2 separate regions of the Mus musculus genome follow, and region 2 is linked to region 1. A link is a loop called in an ENCODE intact Hi-C map of the cell type or tissue named here. Cell type or tissue: left cerebral cortex. All regions are shown on one strand. Each heading gives the region's core, and the rest is flanking DNA. Links, peaks and the distances in the headings are about the cores only. Region 1 overlaps ccdc198 (coiled-coil domain containing 198). Region 2 overlaps Slc35f4 (solute carrier family 35, member F4).

Region 1 (9,698 bases), core at 2,737-6,736:
TCACAGAAGGTATTAGCCAGACCTCTGATACTTCTAACCTTCAGAGTAAGTTGTCTCCATCTCCCCTTAGTCCCATCCTTTAATCATCCTAGATGTCACAAGCAGATGTTGAAGTTAGAGACACTGGGGCCAGATATGGTGGCGCACCACCTTAATCCTAGCCCTTAGGAGGCAGGTGCAAGCAGATCTCTGTAAGTTCAAGGCCAGCCAGGGCTACAGCATGACTGTCTAAAAGAAAAGGGATAGGGGAGTAAGGGATACCAGAGCAAAAAAATTGTAATGTATCTACCTTGATTTAAGATGTCATAGATTCCCTTTTGAGAGGTACAAATTCCAGTAGGACAGCTCATCGTAAAAAGAGAAAGAGCTCAGAGTGGGTCCTTGAAAATGAGTGTTGGATAACAGAAGGCATGGGGCTCTCTGTGAGCAGAGCAAGGACACAGCCAAACCCTACCTGCTCCACAGTTCAGCCAGATGCCCAGACTGGTTCAGGGGCTAATGGAGCTCTCTGCTAAGTACTGAGGTCTCAGTCAGTTCTTATGTACTTGTCTTCTTTGGAAGCTCGAAATTACTACTTGAAGCGATTATTACCTTTAGTTCCAAAAGAGCATTTCTTCCAGAAATGTTAGAAAGTGGGAAGATAATATTTAGTTCAAAAAAAGTAAACAGCAAATGTAATGAATCAAGGTCTAATTTAAAAATATGAGCATATCTCTAGCTTAGCAGAGAAACCTAAAGCTGGCTTTATTCTTAAACTAAATATGGCCTTTCAAGGGAGTATTTAATATATGTTCCTATGAATCTCTGACACCGGCTAACTCAAACAGAAGAAATCGCTACAACCAGAGAAATATATTTATGTAGTACTCTCCAGACCACAGAACAATTTTAATATTTGCCAATCCTAAATAAGCTAAAATTAGGTTTTGATTCCTTCAAATTCAAAAAGAGGGTGTGGATATTTCCGAGTCTGACACTGTACCCCACAAACTAGCAAACCACCTTAAGATCAAAGAATCAAGACTCATTATCTGAGCACAAAGACTATTCTTTCTTTACTCAGTGTTATGTATTCAGCCACTGACAATCTATGCCACACAAAAGTTTAGTAGTGAATGAATGAATAAATGAAAGGAGATTCATCCATGGTGGAAGGAAAACATGCCAAGTGTACAAAGATATCAATGTGCTTAGTTATAAGGATACGGGGATATTTTGTTGAACCCAAGATCTGGGAGACATTAGACTTAGCAAACTTCTGAAAGGCAAAATTCTATACAGCTCACCTTAGTTCTGTACTATAACCCTGCATTCATTTCCCTCAAAGAATCAGTGTTTTCTGTGTCTCAGGGCCACCCTAAACTTGAATCTTAAACATCTAATCAAATGTACAGAGTTGCCTGACCATGGCCAGTATTCCAAATTCCTGTGGGGGAAAGGTCTTACTGGCTCAGCTTTACTTGTGATCCTAGCTCTGATCCAATGAGCTGGGAGCAGAGGACAGGCTTGTGCTAGAAAGACGTGGGCAGAGGAGGCACCCTGTAGGCTCTGGAGTCAGCTCCCAGATAAAAGGGAAATCACTAGGAACTTGGCAGACACTCCTAAAGATATCATCTATAATTATCTTCACAAATGAGGCTCAGCACATTTTTCACCACAAATGGGTTTTTGAGAGAATAATAAATGCTGGGTTCCCATGACATGCTAATTAATAGCCTGATCTCTGCCAAAGAAAATTCTAAAAGTATTTTTAATTATTAAACCAAACCTAATTGCATCCTAAATAATTTGAGTTGGGTATTTGGCAACCTCCACTTCCGGGACCTCTCTACTCCTTAAGGAGCACCTCTTCCTGGAGGTGAGAACTAAGGAGCACTCTTCCTGGAGGTGAGAACCAAGCTTCTCTGCTTGGGGGCTCTTAATCAGTAATGTCCCCAACCCATGTAGGAGAACTGATCAGCAGCACCCCCTCTATCCTGCCCATCTTCTCCTCCAATCAGGCAGCCTAACAGGACTGTCTTCTTACTAACATCTTCGACACCCCCACCCCTGCATATTGACTCACGTAGTCTAGCAGGATAATTCTTTGATTTCCAGAGATTGTTTTTTTTTTTTTTTTCAAATTTCAGCATCCTTATAAGGCCTACCCTGAACAACCTATTAGCCATTGCAACCCCCATCCCAACAGTCCTGATTCCCTCAGACCTTCTCTCTCATGACCCCATCCTCACCCCACACACACTAAGATATTGATACTATACTTAAGATTCCCTAATTCTAACATGTGAAATCCAAAGTGCTCCAAAATCCATTTTTTATCTGATCACTGACATTACCACGGGAGGAAAAATTCCAAACCTGCAGCCAAAAAGCAGAAACATTGAAAATATTGTGTAAAATTACCTTCAGCTACTGTGCCTAGCAAACACATGAAACAAACTGTGTCCAGACTTGAGTCCCAATCCCAAGATATCTCATTATATACATGCAAATATTTGAAAAGCAGAAATAAAATTCCAAATTTGAAACACTACTGGTCCCAAGAAACTCAAGTAAGGGATACTGAACATATATAATATACGCAGTAGGATTTTGATACCCACTGGCACCAAAGCCCCCAAAGGAAATGGATGGCACACTGAGATTTTAGTAATTCAGGGAACTTTCTTTTGCAACCCTCCTTGCACAGAAGAGAAACAGTCAAAGATAGTGCAGAAAGTGTTAGAGGCAGCAGACAGGTAACCAGCTCTGGGCCAAGGCAAGGGGAGAGATTTCTAGAGCCTGGAAGGATAGAGTCAGGTAAAGGAAGCTGCACTGAGGGTAAGAGTGGCCTTCCACTGAGAGACATGTTCACCCGATAGCCCAAATACCTAACCTCATTGTCATCTCCTCAGTGGCTGCACCCAATAGGATGGCAGGGAAGCTGCTGCATGGGACAGGCAGAAGACTGCTGTCAAGCCGGTAGGAAGAAAGGCCACCTGGCACAACGTCGTTCAAGTTCAGGAGTTTTCCTTTAGACTAAGTTTTATCGGTTTCCTTTAGTGTTAAATTTTATCGGATTTTTTCCCCATCTATTAAAACAATCACACATACCCACACACAGAGAAATGCCTACCCACACAAAAATAAACAATTCTCTGGGTTTTCTTTTCTCCAGCTAATACAGTCTAGAGTTTATAATGGTGAGCCATGGTGCGTTTCTGGCATAAACTCAACTTGGTCGTGAGATAAGTGCACACATACATTGCTGAACTGCATTTCCTTCGACTGTGTATCTGCCTTAATGAAGGAGACAGACCTACACTTTTCCAACACAGTTTTATATCAGCTTTGCCATCAAGATTGAATTATTCTTGGAAAATTGAGATTTCACACCCTTCTTTTCCAAAACATTTATTATAGCAACACAGAATTGCTCTAGTTCCCTAACATTTAGTAAAAAACATTTTTAGACTCTTGGACTTTTAAGGAAAGTGATAATTTTTCCTACTAGCTTAATTAATAGGTCTGGGTTGGTTTGAGTATCTTATTCTTTCTGAGTGTTTCTTAGAAATCACCAAAGCAAGCTTTTGAATTTATTGTTGCGGGGTCTTATCTTCTTTGTATTTAATCTTATGCTAAGTCCTGTGAAATGAATCTTCCAGCTTTCAGTATGTGTTTACAGTGTGTGTGTGTGTGTGTGTGTGTGTGTGTGTGTGTGTGTGTGTGTGTGTGTGTGTGTGTGTGTGCTGGCTAGAAGCTGATGTCAGCTAGCTTCTTTAATCACCCTCTACTTTATTTACTTACACAGAGCCTCTGGCTGAACCTGGAGTTCACCAATTCAAAGTTTAGCCCATTTATCCTGGGCATCCCATTTCTACCTCCCAAGTAGTAGGGCTCACACTTTGATGGTGAGCGTTATCTGCCGAGCCACCTACTCATCCCCAGATACATTTATTTTACTTCAGTACTGGGCAATGAACACATGGCCTCTTACATGCTAAAACAACATGCTCTGCTGCTCTGTTCAACTTCAGCCCTGTAGCTCTTCCATAATAAGCAGCATTAAAGAGAACTGAGCCTTAATTTAAAATTGTGAGCCTGGATCTTTTATGGAGCATTTCCCGATCTCCTTTCCTGAATATAAATAACTTCTTACCTGGCCTAAGTGTCTTATGGATCGGCTTCTCACAAATATGTGCATTTCTGTTTTCTGATCTAGAGAAATATTTATCTTGTACTAAAGCCAAATCATGTCATGTAAACCTTTTTTGGGGGGTGGGGTGGGGTTCAGGGGTTTCATGGATAGCTCCTCTGAACAAACAACTGCACTGTAAATCAGAAATCCTTCTTGGGCCTTAAGTTGTCTCCATGATCATCTCCCTAAAGCTGGCATAGTGTCACTTTCTTCACTTCCCAGAATTTTAAGAGACATGTTAGGTCACTGTGCCAAACACATGCTACATTTTCTTGAAGTTGCTCTGACCCACCTTCCTTGTCTTTTAATAAACAAAACCAGCCTCTCCTAAGTCAGTGATTGTCACCAAGTGCAGAGGTTGGTGGTACTTGGTTGATTGATCCTCCGGTCCCGAAGCCCTAGCACATATTCCAGCTGATGATATTGATCATGTGTTGACGAGTCAGGTCATTCAGAAACCTTTAGGCAAATATATTTCCTAATGTTAAAAAAATGAAAAAGTACCACCCTACCGTTCCCCTAAACAACTCCTTCTGGTGTGATTCTTCTGCAAAGGATGAAGAGAAGCAACTGCCTTCCTCTGTAGGGGAAGGGAGGTGTGCGTGCGCGTGCGCGTGTGCGTGTGTGCGTGTGTGTGTGTGTGCATGTGCGTGTGTCCAGGATTCACTGGGCTGGCATATTTACATGAAGCCAGTTTGCCCAACTGTTTCCCTGTATTGCTTCCCTGTATAGTTCTGTGCAGGTGGAAGCTTGTTGGCACTGCCGCTTGCTGCCATCTAGTGGCTTGGCAAAGAGAACGTGTGGTTCTTCAGGTTCCTTTTTCAGAAAGTAGATGCCTAGAGGGCTCTTAACAATAGCTACCATTTAGCCTTGATCAGAAATGTGAACCTAAATAGACGGCTAAGGACAAAGGAAAGGGGCTCAGACAACCATACTATCAAACCAGAAGCCTGGCCCAAAGAGTACTTTTTTAAATGACCCAAATATTTTGGTTTATTCCAACTCAGTGTCCACACTATACACACAGATCATCTACAGTCTCCTTGGATGTGGTTCCTTCAGTCATTAGTAGCAATGTGGGATCATTCCACACCCCAACCTTTAAAGAAATCTTCAGCATCTCTGGGGGAGTTCTGAAAACTTTCTACTTACAAGACATAACGCAAGCCTGGAAAATCTCCAGCCCCGGTGAAGTGCCTGGAGACTTTGTTTTGAAATGCAAGGGCATTCTGAGAATCAGCCTTCCAGGAAGCAAACTATGAGGTGAAGAACATGGTTTGATATATGGTACACATCTGAGCTTGAGTCCTAGTGATGCCACTTTCCAGTTGGGCAAACCTGGACAAATCGTCAGCCTTTCTAAAATGGGACCCTTAGAATTTATAAGGTCTTCCAAAGAACGACATATGATGGTACATTTCCTCGTGCATACAGTAAGAAATGATGGCTACACAGCCATTCAGTCTCACGAATAGACACATCCTTAAGACTCACCCATGCAGAGGAGACACAAACTTTTCTGTTCTCCCATTTAACCAAGCCCCTGGCTGTCATAGATTCTTCTTCCCACAGGTGTCTGGAAGGGTCCCCCACTCTTGGTCTCTCCCTCCAGCATTCTGGCACAATCAACTGCTGTATCCAGAACTAGCATCTTCATGCCCTGAAATGCTAAGAGTGGGGGGAACAAACAGCTTCTCTTAGTCACCGCTCATGGCTTCTTTACTAGGTTAAGTTCCAAGGTCCGACCGCATGGGAAATGTGTCTAATAGTCACCAGTGATTATGACTAAGGCGGCTGAGGATGCTTCTCTGCTGAGACTAGGGCAGGCAGACCGTTCTCACCTCAGAGACTTCCTGGATGCAAAGAGCTCAGCTCTGTCTCCCTGAGTGAATAAACTCTGCAGACACCCTCTGCATGTCGATGTGAGGAGACAAGCTTTGTCTTCCATGCTCAACTTTGTAGAGTCCAAACTCTTTTGTGGAGAAGGAAGGCTGGGCAGTGGGCTGGGGCGATGGCTCAGTGGATAAGGTGCTTGCTGTGCAGGGATGAGGACCAGACTGGTTACTCAACACCCGAAAAACTAAAAAGCCCAGTCTGAAAGAATTCAGTGATGACAGGCACATCTGTAATGACAGGCACATCTGTAAAGCCAGCAGACTGGGATTGGAGGGGCTTTGTGTAAAAACAGATGTTCCCAGGGGTGCCCAGCCCAGCCATTTAGTGGAAACAGTTACAAGATCAGTGAGAGACCTTGTCTCAAAAACAAAAAGTAAGGTTGAGAGCTGTAGAATAACATCTGACATCAACCCTTAGTCTCTACAGGTATATGCAGTGATGTGTGTGTGCGCACACGTATACACACACACACACACACACACACACACTGGGGGCAAGGAGAAACTTAGACAGGCCCACGGATAAACTCCTGCTCAGTTTCAGTGAACCTTTTAAGCTCCAATAAATGTCTTCCATAAACCTTACTCCCTGCTTAAAAAAAAAAAAAATGACCCTACCATTTGTTAGCAGTTTGTACTTTTCTCTCTTTTTTTTAAAGATTTATTTATTTATTATATGTAAGTACACTGTAGCTGTCTTCAGACATTCCAGAAGAGGGCATCAGGTCTCATTATGGATGGTTGTGAGCCACCATGTGGTTGCTGGGATTTGAACTCAGGACCTTCAGAAGAGCAGTCAGTGCTCTTAACCACTGAACCATCTTGCCAGCCCAGTTTGTACTTTTCTCTTAAGCATGCCTTGTCACCCATGATTACTGAAGGAACTTCCCCCAGAGACCTCCCTAAGGACTGGGACAGCACTGGGTGGTTAAGGGAAGATCAGGTGTGTCTCCAGTCTCTTTCATCTCTACTAGTCTAAGACCCCAGCTATTTGGTAACTTTAAACACGATCCCTCAATCCCTGACCAAGATTTTGATTAATAACTCACTGAAGACACTGAGCTAGAACAATAAAGAACCCTGTAGGTCAAAAAGCCCTTCCCACAGACGACAGTGGTGACACTGGGTATGACCTTCCCTGTGTGTGCCCAGGAGGAAGTGCCGCTTTCACACAATGCTCGGGTAGTTTAATGTACCTGCTTTTGTGTTTCATCGTCTCATGGTGTGAGGGATGCTGAACACTCTAAATTTTGGACTTCTAGAAGCTTGAACCCATTGACCTGCCACAAGCAATTACCTCTGAAAGGCTTCTGTGCCATCAAGAAGGCAGAACAAAGTCCAACACAAAGGTGAGCTGGGGCGGTTGTAGACTGGGGGAAGTGGGTGAGACTGGGAGAGTCGCTCTTTTCAAGTTTCCCCTTCACACAGGAGTTCAAAGCCAACGCAGACTGTTCAGTCCTTGGCAGGTAGAATGAAAAGCATCAGTGCTTGCTTATGCCTGCTTGCAACTGGCAAGTGCCCTCCACCCTCGGGTGAGGCCAGGCTCCGTCTGCTTTGTGGAGAAAAGAGAGCCATGTAGATGAAAAGGGAATCTTGCGTGGAAACTGGTGGTTCTACAAGTTTTCATCTGTGCTGGGGGAAGCCAGCACAGCTCTTCCCTTCACTCCTCCTGGGTTTAAAAAAACGATCTCTCAAAACCCAGGGAGAGCTTCTCCAGAAGTTATTCCTGACTTCTGTGCCACCAACCTCTATCAAAATGTAACCTCAGGGAAGGGCTTCAGTCAGCTTTGCCCTGCAGAGTAAAAAAACGAAAGCTGTTTGTAGGGGTCCTTTTCAAACCTTGTCCTGACTCATTCCGGAGCCAGCCAGTCACTGCTGGGTGAGGTTAAGGGTCACCCGCATGCTACAGGTCCTCAAGTCCGTGCTTAACGTGCTGGCAGCTGCGGCAGCCTCCCTCTATGTTTCTGCACCATGCAACACACTGTCCACAGGGCAGCACAAAGGGTTGTCGCCAGTTCTGTTCTTTACCTCTGGGCAACAGTAGGTGACAAATGAAAATACATTCACCCCTGCTTACCCTCAATAGCCACCTCTGCCACTGAATTTCATGACAAACTAAAGGGAGAGCAGCAGACTCATCAGTAGTCATTTCAAAGCCTCCCTTAACTGCTGTGCTCCCTGTACTTATATTAGAATATGAAAACAAACTGTAGAGAAATAAGTTCCACAGGGCCACTAGGGGGTGCTCTTCTCACGTCACAGCTGTCCATTCAATGGTAGAAGACACAGGAAGAGAAAGGGAAGGAAGGTCTCATCAAACCCAGCCACTCTTCTAGAGAGATATTACAAGCATCTGTTGGGGGAGAAATGGTACATTGTCGAAGTGAGATTATCAAAATGAAATTGTCAAGGCCTTACATTCAGGCTTTCAACACTCTGCAAGAACCTTTAAAATACAACTAGATACACAGCAGATTGCCACTTCATTCAGACAGCTATACAAAGGACTTGTCAGGGACACACACCAGTATAGCTTTATCATGACAGGAGAACACCATGGATTACAATGGATTAAGATCTCCTGCTCCAAGAAGGATTGAAGGCTGTAGATTGTGGCAGTCAACAACAATGACCCCAAACTAATAAACATGTCATCTTTCACAGCAGGAAAATGAGAAGAAAATTCAACTTCCTATGTACACTTCTGGGAAAAGACAATATTTGCATAAGATGAAAATGCTAGAGATGAACCATAAAAGACAAGAGGTAATGAGAAGAGGGTCGCATTTACCAAATATGGAGGGCACCATCACTGTCCCACCAAGGCCAATCTCTACTCGGCACTGGAGCAGAAGCTGCCACTGCCCAAACTGGAAGAAACAGGAAGATGACCTTTGCTCCCAGCCTTGATCTCTTTTAATGTTCTAAACATTTATTTCCTTATTTTGTGGGAGCACAGGGCACACACATGTGCTACAGTGCGTGTCTGGGGGCCAGAGGCCAACTTTTTGTAGTAGGTTTTATTTTCTTCCACCATATGGGTTCTGGGTCTCGAACTCAGATTGTCAGACTTGGCAGCAAGCTCCCTTAATCACTGAGCCATCTCACTGGTCCCTTGGGTGTCCCTTTGTCTTTGTCTCTTTGTTTTGTTTTTGACATAAGGTCTCATTACATAGTTCTGGCTGACCTGGAACTCACTCTGTAGGCCAAGATAGCCTCCTGCTTCCTCATTGTTGGGATTAAAGATATGAATCACAAAGCCTAGCTTATGTCTTCTTTTTTAAAACAAGCTGCCTTGGACCCTCTGGTTGCAGCCAGAAAATAAGGTAAATCAATAATACTAGTTTCTTGGTTTACTTAGAGAGGGAAAAGAAGTCAGTGTATAGTCTGATACACAGGCCTCTCCCTGTAATCCATGCTGCAGAATTTTCTATAGAGAAACACTTGGTACTGAGCATGCTTGTACCCCATGCTTGTGGGGCTGTGCAGGAGGAGTGCCACAAGGTCTAGGCCAGCCTGGGTTACATAGAAAGTTTCAGGACAGCCTGAGCTACGGAGTGAAACCCTGTTTCCTTTTCTGCTGCTATAAGAGAATACCAAAATGTGTTAATTGACAAAGACAATAG
Region 2 (9,698 bases), core at 3,508-7,507, 110 kb before region 1:
CATAGAAGATTGATGCTGATTTTAGTTCAGCGGTCCTAGCAGAAACCTTCCTTGCAGGGGATCACAGTTTATATATTTGTATTTGCATTTCATGTATTTGCATCTTTTCCATATAAACTTCATGAGACTGTGGGCTATTTATACACTCATATTTTTCTTATAGAAGTTAAAGCCAAATTATCTTTATTTCTTACCTCTTCATTTTTCACCACAGACCTGCCACCAGGGACTAGATAAAAACTAAGATAAAGCCAGAGACTGCATTCAAAGCCCGATGATTCTACTTTAAAGTGCTTTATATTGCTTTATTTTCATTTATGTTGTTTGTAAAATTGTCCCTAGAGCCTATGGGGGTAGGACAGGGAATCTGGCTGGATGCATCCAAACTGGAGAAAAAAATGTTAGCTGTCTCCTTCTGTAGCACAATCCAGAAAAGGAAAAGTCAGTCTGTGTGGGGGCTCTTTGACTGCGTAAGTCAGTTATTAAGAACTTATAGTTTATAGACCTGGATAAAAATAACAGTAGAATAGTAGTGGACTTGTATGAAAATGAAATAAAGTAAGAATCTAATGAGCCAGTCTCTAGACTTCTCCAGCTCCAACACTGAATTTGGGAGATACCCCTGTGCGTACAGCTGGGTTTCCTTGATTACAATATAGACACAATGATATAACCCCAGTAGTTAGTTCACAGGGCTGTGGAGTCCTTCAGTGGATTCCCAAAAATCGTCTTCCCCACATCACAGGCTAGTGAAGGTGTCCCCAATCCTATTCCCACCCTCCATATGGCCACGATGCCTCTTGTAGCTATTATCATAAGAGTCCTTTGAAGACCTCCATGCCAGGTCACTCCTGGGCCCCTTGCACATACCCTGGTCATCAGGAAAACTAACTGCCACCAGTGCTGCTGCTTACTCTCACTAACCCACAGAAACATCTTAGAAATGCAGTTCCACCTACAAATGACTCCTTGGGATGCTTGTCTCTATATCACTTATGAACTTGAAATTCTAATGGGCCCACCTCAAGCATCCCAAGAATCCATTTGTTGTCCCTCGATCTTTGTGGATGGAGGAGCTCTCCTCTCCACCATAGGGCAGGTGAGGAAGCACAGATATGACTTCTCTTTACAGTGTGATTAGAGAACATGTCATGACATTAGGGTCTGAGGAACATTTGATACATTCCGTATTATTTTCTGTCTTTAGGGCTTCATCCAGAAGAGATGAAACAGGAGCCCAGCTTTAGGGTCTTCTTATCCTAGCATCTACCCTCTCAGGGGAAGACCCAAGAGCTGGACATTCAAAGACTGTTTCAGAGCTTAGATGTATTGTTTCCCCACACAAGCAAGCCACTTCCTTCTCAAGGCTTTGATTCCCTTGTCAGTAAACTGGAACTAAGATCACTTGCTTTGTCCAAGGACAAATGGGACAAATGGGAATAGCTCCTTGTGTAAATAAAAGTTTTACATGTGATGATTGAGGGGGAAGCTCTTCTCTTTTTTTGTAGAACATGTTTTTAGTATTTTCAACTGTTAATATTCAACAAACAGAATAATTATTTTAAGATTTATTCTGTTGTTATGTTTCCCTTTTCATTTCTCATTTTATTCATTTGGATACTGTCTCTATGCCTTCTGGTTAGTCTGGATAAGGGTTTATCTATCTTATTGATTTTCTCAGAGAACCAGCTCCTGGTTTTGTTGCTTCTTTGTACATTTCTTTTTGTTTCTACTTGGTTGATTTCAGCCCTGAGTTTGATTATTTCCTGTCGTCTACTCCTCTTGGGTGTATTTGCTTCTTTTTCTTCTAGAGCTTTCAGGTGTGCTGCTAATGTAAGCTCTCTTCAGTTTCTTTTTGGAAGCACTTAGAGCTATGAGCTTTCCTCTTACCAATTCATCGTGTCCCATAGGTTTAGATATGATGTATCTTCATTTTCATTAAATTCTAAAAAATCTTTAATTTCTGTCTTTATTTCTTCCTAAACCAAGTTATCACTGAATAGTTTTGTTCAGCTTCCATGTGTATGTGAGTTTTCTGTTGTTATTTAAGACCAGCCTTAGTCCGTGGTAATCTGATAGGGTGCATGGAATTATTTCAATCTTGTAGTATCTGTTGAGGCTTGTTTTGTGATTATATGATCAGTTTTGGAGAAAGTACCATGAGATGCTGAGAAGAAGTTATGTTCTTTTGCTTAAGGATAAAATGTTCTATAAATATCTGGTAGATCCATTTGGTTCATAACTTCTGTGAGTTTCACTGTGTCTCTGTTTAGTTTCTGTTTCCATGATCAGTCCATTGATGAGAGTGGGTGTTGAAGTCTCCCACTACTATTGTATGGGGTACAATGTGTGCTTTGAGCTTTAGTAAACTTTCTTTTATGAATGTGGGTACCCTTACATTTGGAGCATAGATGTTCAGAACTGAGAATTCTTCTTGGTAGATTTTTTTTCCTTTGATCAGTATGAAGTGTCCTTCCTTATCTTTTTTGATAACTTTTGGTTGAAAGTTGATTTTATTCAATATTGGAATGGCTACCCCAGCTTATTTCTTGGGACCATTTGCTTGGAAAATTGTTTTCCAACCTTTTGCTCTAAGGTAGTGTCTGTCTTTGTTACTGAGGTGGGTTTCCTGTATGCAGGAAAATGTTGAGTCCTGTTAATGTATCCAGTCTGTTAGTCTATGTCTTTTTATTGGGGAATTAAGTCCATTGATGTTAGGAGTTATTAAGGAAAAGTGATTGTTAATTCCTATTATTTTTGTTGTTAGAAATGGAATTATGTGATTATCTTCTTTTGGGTTTGTTGAAAGATTACTTTCTTGCTTTTCCCAGGGTGTGATTTCCCTCCTTGTGTCGGTGTTTTCCATCTATTATCCTTTGTAGGGCTAAATTTATGAAAATATAATGTGTAAATTTGGTTTTGTCATGGAATATCTTGGTTTCTTCCTTTATGGTAGTTAAGAGTTTTGTTGGGTATAGTAGTCTGGGCTGGCATTTGTGTTCTCTGACGTTCTGTATGAGATCTGCCCAGGATCTTCTAGCTTTCATAGTCTGTGTTGAAAATCCTGGTATAATTCTGATAGGTCTGCCTTTATATGTTACTTGACCTTTTTCCCTTGCTGCTTTTAATATTCTTTCTTTAGGTTTGGTCTTCTCATTGTGTCCTGGATTTCCTGGATGTTTTGGGTTAGGAGCTTTTTGCATTTTCTTTGACTGTTGTGTCAATGTTTTCTATGGTAACTTCTGCACCTGAGATTCTCTCTTCTATCTCTTGTATTCTGTTGGTGATGCTTGCATCTGTGACTCCTAATCTCTTTCTTAGGTTTTCTAACTCCAGGGTTGTCTCCCTTTGTGATTTCTTTATTGATTCTATTTCCATTTTTAGATCTTGGATGGTTTTATTCATTTATTTCACCTGTTTGATTGTGTTTTCCTGTAATTATTTAAGGGATTTTTGTGTTTCCCCTTTAAGGGCTTCGAGCTGTTTACCTGTGTTCTCCTGTATTTCTTTAAGAGAGTTATTTATGTCCTTTTAAAAGTCCTCCATCATCATCTTGGGAAGTAATTTTAGATTCCAATCTTGCTTTTCAGGTGTGATGGTGTATCCAGGACTTGCTATGGTGGGAGAATTGGGTCCTGATGATGCCAAGTATCCTTGGGTTTTATTCCTTATGTTCTTATGCTTACCATCTGGTTATCTCTAGTGCTGCCTGCCCTCACTATATCTGACTGGAGTCTGTCCTCCCTATGATCCTGGTTGTGTCAGAACTCTCAGAGTTCAGCTGTCTCTGTGATCCTGTGATTCTGTGATCCTGAGATCCTGGGTGTGTCAGAGCTCCTTGTAGCCAAGTTGCCTCTGGGACCCTGAGATCCTGGTGTGACCAAGCTCCTTTGATCCTGTGATCCTGTGATCCTATGATCCTGGGCAAATTTGAGTGCCTAGGAGTGGAGCTTCTTCTGGGTGTTGTGGGACTGGCTGTGGAGTTCGTGCCCAAGGTCTGCTCAGGGCACTGCCCCAGACCAGAAGGATGGTCAACTCTTCCTGATGTAATTCTTGTATTTTGTTGTCTGCTTATGATGTGGTTTACAAATGCCAGCTTATATTTTGCTTTTCGTCTGTAGACAATCAAGCACCTTGTATAACATAAAATATAATAAAGGGCTCTACTGGCCCAAGAGTTCATTGAAAGTCTTGTCATCCTAATGATTTATCAGGTTACCTAACCTTATAAACAATAAAAAGAATGTTTGGTTAACTTTCAGTTGGATAAACAACTTTTAATCTAAATCTAACCTGCATGAGGCAGAAAGTTTTGTCTGACAATCTGTGAAAATGTGTCAGTAGACTGTGAACAGAAATCATACAGGTGACTTCTTACTTTGTATTTTCTGAACTTGAAACAATGCCTGATTCTTAGACAATGTTTAGCCTAGAATTCTGATATAAAAGAATTGTTAGATTATTTCTTCGGAAAACATTAAAATGAAAAATTACTTCTATGAACCCCTTTGAGGTTTGTCTGTTTATTTTGATCTGTAAGCAAAGACATTAGTCATCATCATCTCACTTAATAGTAGGAGAGTGGCATGTAATGGCTACAGGGATGTGGTCTCCCTGGGCTGTTAGTTTTCTAAAGAAGTGCGTAAACTCCAAGAAGAGCAGAGCTGCAGGAAACTCAATAGCTCAGGGACAGTTCCTCTGTTCCAGTGCCTTCACAATGAACAGTAGAAAGTGATGGCTTAGGGGTATCACTCAATGATAGGATGTTCTCCTAGAAGGCATGAGGCCATGGCCTTGGGACTGTAAAAAAAAAAATAGGGAAAAAAAATACTAGTAAGTAGTGTAAGAGATCAGTACTGGCTCAGAACTGCAAGACCAAGTTCTTAGCATAAAAGAGATTTATTTGCCCCAGAGGAACAGAGGGTAGAGATAAGAGAGAACTACAGGAGACAGAGGAAGAGGGGGAGGGGGAAAGGAAGAAGGGGGAAGGGAGGAGAAAGAGAGAGGGGGAAGGGTATTTGCAAGGGAGGGGGTGTCTTAATCAGGGTTCCTATTCCTGCACAAGCATCATGACCAAGAAGCAAGTTGGGGAGGATAGGGTTTATTCAGCCTATACTTCCACATTAGATCATCACCAAGGAAGTCAGGACTGGAACTCAAGCAGGTCAGGAAGCAGGAGCTAATACAGAGGCCATGGAGGGATGTTACATACTGCTTGCTTCCCCTGGCTTGCTCAGCTTTCTCTCTTATAGAACCCAAGACTACCAGCTCAGAGATGGTCCCACCCACATTGGGCCCTCTGCCCTTATAAGAAAATGCCCCAGAGCTGGATCCCATGGAGGCGCTTCTCCAACTGAAGCTCCTTTCTCTATGATAACTCCAGCCTGTGTCATGTTGACACATAAACCAGCCAGTACAGGGGGAGGGGGGATGACAAAAAACCGTCTCTGGACAGAGGGGAGACAGAAGTGACCCAAGGGCAAATGGCAGTTTATAAAGGTAAAGGGGGAAACCCCATCTTAGAATGAGGTGTTTAACTTTAATTGGGCATGTGAATTGCATGAGCTGAAGGAGGCTTTTGGTTGCCAGACTTCAGTACTTTGATAGCTGAACCTTGACAGTCAGCTTCAGGAGGAAGAAGTAGCCAAATAAGAGAATGGGCCTTAATTGCTACCTTTAGGAATACAATCTAATGTTTTTTAGCAAAGCAAAAGGAATTGGGGGGAAGGGCAAGGCCTGCCAGAGTCACATACTCAAGTGAGCTAGTGTCCTTTCAAGTAGATCTTTAAATATGTTAGTACAGTTTACATCTACAGCTGACTCCCTTATTGTTAAACAGTTCCTGCCCAGCTGTTCCCATTTTCACCTGGAGGGGGCAGCACTTGGGTTTAAGCAAGCTGCCTTTCTACAGAGAACAGACCTGCACCTCACTTTTGCTCTCTTTAACATCTTCAGATTTGAGGGCTATGACTTGAAGCTATCATTGAGGTTCTCTATGGCAGCTCAGGGCAGAGTATTCTCGAAGCATCTGCTAAAGTCACGTGAGACCCAGACTAACAAATCAGTAACAAGAAGTGAAAGCTGTTTTACTTCTCCTGGTGAGGCTAGGATGCTCTGAGTTGCAGCCCCATCTCCCCTGACTTTACTCACGTTTGCACATGCTGAGGAATTACCGAGTGATTTTGGGTACTGTCTATGCTTGTATAGTTGTACATGTTGGCACAAATTGTCTGATCCAGTTTCTAGAACTTACTTAAATTTGTTCTCAGACGTCAAAACAGCTCATTGGCTTCCAGGAATGTGTTTATAATTTCTGAAAAAATTCCTGTGACATTTCCAATGTGGCTTGGTTATTATCTTTGAGGCCTTCCTGACTTCAGGCTTACAGATGCCTACTTGTTCAGCATAGGTCTCCTTGAATGGCTCCGCCTCCACCTTGTTTCTAAATTCGTGGACTTGGGACTCAGCATGGGTTCCTCTTCTAATCCTATCTGCTAGCTCCTCTCACCCAAACATGGAGCTGCTAAGATATCTCAGCAGACAATTTGCATATTTCTCCATTCCATTGGTATCTAGCCAGCAACAGATTGCTTAATCCAACAGCCCTGAGTTGGTTCTCTCATAAATCTCCCAAGCTTAACACATATACACACACCAAAACAAAAACAAAAACAGATCACTAAGCCGGCTTATACCTGCACTGTGCCAGCTTTTCCTCAGCCATATCAGCTTCTCTTCCTCAGCCATATCAGCTTTTCTTCCATTGTTCAGTAAAAGACACTGAAATCGAGAGCTTCAATAACTAGGGGTTGGGTTTTTGCTATTAACATACTCTCATCCATTCTCAAATGGCTTGCATGAAATGATCTATCACCATATCTTGTCACATTCCTCTCTAATACTGGAGTCTTCTTGCCTCTACCTCCACTCCACCACTCTTAACTTCCAGATCTTATTTAAATTTGCTCTCAGGCATTGAAACAGCTCATGGGCTTCCAAAAATGTGTTTATAATTCCTGGAATAATTCCTGTGGCATTTTAAATGTGGCTTGGTTACTATCTCTGAGCTCATGTGAACTCACCCCTCTGTCCTGTCTACTCTCTAGTTATGCTCAGGAACTTTTCAAACCTCAAACATGATCAGCAGAGAGTGCCAGGCACACACCAGCAGAGTTCCTGCTTGGCATTCCACATCAGATGTTATTGAGGAAACATATTAATAAGGCCAATGAAATACCACGATGCAATGCTATGTATGGAAGCCACATGAGCTCTTATTCATTGCAGGGGGATCCTAATGGTAACACACCTTTGGAAGACAGTTTTACCAAAGCCCAACATGTCCTCTCCATACAACACATCACTCATGCTCCTGGCTGTTCAACCTCAGAAGCTGAATACTTATATCCATACAGAAACCTTATGCACTTGTGTTTGTAGCAGGTTTTTTTTTTCATAATTTCCCTAAACTAGAAAAAAGCCAAGATGATATCCAGTGTAAGGAAGAATAAACAAGCGGTGGCATATCCAAACATCAGAATGCCAATCCATGGTGAAAAGAAAGGAGCTGTCAGGTTGGGAGACAGCATCATGGAGGCACAGATTGTGTGGTTTCAAATATATGTGTAAAACACTGCTTCAGAGGTGGGGCGGGGAAGAATGCATAAGCAAAGCACAGAGCTTCTCCGCTCACTCTAACAGTTAAGATTTGAACATGAACTGGGCCCCACAGGCTCATGTGTTGAGTACTGGCTCCCAGCTGGTGGCCACTACTTGGGAGCATTCTGGAAACTTTACAAGGCACAGTCTTCAAGAAAGTAGATCATTATAGATATGCTTTTAAAGGTTGTCCCTATCCACCAATCCCTTTCCCATTTCTGTTTCCTGTCCATTATACAGTGAGAAATGACCTTGACCATAACCTCTTGCCACCATGATATTCCAACCAAGCAGAAACTATGAACCTGAATGGATCTTTCTCACCATGAGTTGTCCTATTGTGTATTTTGTCCCAACAGTACTGAAAAAGTAACCAATACAGAAACTATTGGAAATAACACTGTAAGAGTGGCTATATGTCATTATATACTTAGCAAAGGTATTCAAATTGTCTAGCATTGAGAGAGCGATGGGATGTTAATGCAAATTATAAGCTTTAACTGATAACAATGGCTCTTGTAACTGTATCAATTGAAACATGTTTATTGGTGGGACTTGCTGGGGACAGGGCAAGGAAAATTCCTGTAGCCTCTGCCCCATTTTGCTGGGAACCTAAAACTGCTCTAAAAACATAATTGATCTTAAAAAGTATTCCTGAGGGCGGTGTCAGCAGCCTGCTTTTCTCTCTGTCCAGTAAGCACTCACTAGGAATCTTTCTCCACTCATGGGTGTAAGCCCTCTCCATGTCTGCCCCTGCCTCCTGACTCAAGATCCATCCTTGCTGGTTGAGAGTAAATTGACGCATACAGTCCAGTCATTTTTGTGATTCCCTAAGTGAGAACATGTGTTTTTCTTTTCTGTGTATGGTGACTCAAATCTGTCTGTGTGGTCCATATAAATCCTTTTCATCAACATCAGAAGAAAGGATACCATGGTGTTGCCGTCACTGAATGTTCCAGGCACACTACACTCTGGTTGTATCATGGCCATCTTGCCCTTTAGAAAGGATGACCACTTCATGCTGGCCCCTTTCACACTTTAACAGAAAAGCGATCTTGATTTCTCCCTTTTATTTTTTTGCATAGATTCTCACAATGTCTAACAGTTGATTAAAAGAAAAATTGTAGTGGAGGTCAAATGATGTTTTACTGTGTGGCAAATGGTTTCCAAGGAAACAGCAAATTAGCACTTGTAGCTCTCAGCAGCATCCTCAGAAGGGCATCAGGACACCAGCTGCAGCACCATGTCTGCTCTAAACAGAGATGCAGAACCAATCAGAGGAAGCATCAAGAGGGAGGCCAATTGCTTCTGAAGAGAAGGCCTACTCTGTAAGCAAGGTGTCTTCTACATCCCTGTGTCCCTGTCATATATGTTCTCTCCTCTGCCCGGCTCCCTGCAATCAAGGTCACCACAGCATAGTTCTCAGTGGGTATCTATGAACCATGATTGGAAGTCAGCTGTCTAAATTAATTTTACTTATACAGTTATAAGTTTGGAAATTACTTCAGATCCCACCAAAGAGAAAGTATCTTAAAGTCTCTTAGAATTTACTTATTTAGGTTTCAGATTAGTTTAGAGTATGAACTCTCCTATAAAATGCCCATGGATGCCAGAAGGGGCCTTTGGATTCCATGTAGTGGGAGTCACAAACAATTGTGAGCCACCCATTGTTGGTTATGAGAAGCCAATTCTGGTCCTCTAGACGAGCAGCTAGTGCTCTTTGCCACTGGGCCATCTTTCCAGCCCCCAGGCTTCTGTGGTTTTAACTGCAATGATATTTTAGTAATCTACCTAACTGTTAGAGGGAAAAAAAAAAGACATGAAGTGAAAATTCTGTGTAAGAGTCCTGGACTTGGAGAAATAAAGGAATGCAAAAGAAATCAAATTAAATGTTTGCTTATCTACATATTGAATTGTCATTTTTATGAGAATGCCAGACATTCTAAGGGAGTCTGGGCTGTCTCTATTTCCAAAGAACAAAGAATCTAAAGCATTAAGATGGAACTCTTAGTTCTTTTGAATTGCATAATGAATAATTA

The links. Peaks named below come from ENCODE experiments on the same cell type or tissue, not always from the same donor. Only the 100,000 strongest peaks of a DNase experiment are listed, where the experiment ranks them.
Region 2: a loop joins it to region 1, with 10 times the contacts of the local background. A loop is called at or near these places in 14 of 42 quality-filtered maps.

The regions. Positions count from the first base shown.
Region 1 is chr14:49,233,603-49,243,300 of GRCm38, reverse strand. It overlaps ccdc198 (coiled-coil domain containing 198), which reads left to right. Exons shown (of 7, transcript NM_025956.4): 4 at 7,335-7,421; 5 at 8,737-8,838. Among named protein-coding and RNA genes, the nearest start is that of ccdc198, 7.0 kb to the left of the region's middle. In left cerebral cortex, for the core only: a CTCF peak has its summit at 4,956 (motif pointing left); a DNase peak (open chromatin) is centred at 4,939.
Region 2 is chr14:49,345,227-49,354,924 of GRCm38, reverse strand. The region is part of intron 1 of Slc35f4 (solute carrier family 35, member F4); the gene reads left to right. Among named protein-coding and RNA genes, the nearest start is that of Gm52146, 36 kb to the left of the region's middle. In left cerebral cortex, for the core only: a CTCF peak has its summit at 5,861 (motif pointing right); DNase peaks (open chromatin) are centred at 5,915 and 6,463; H3K27ac peaks cover 202 bases.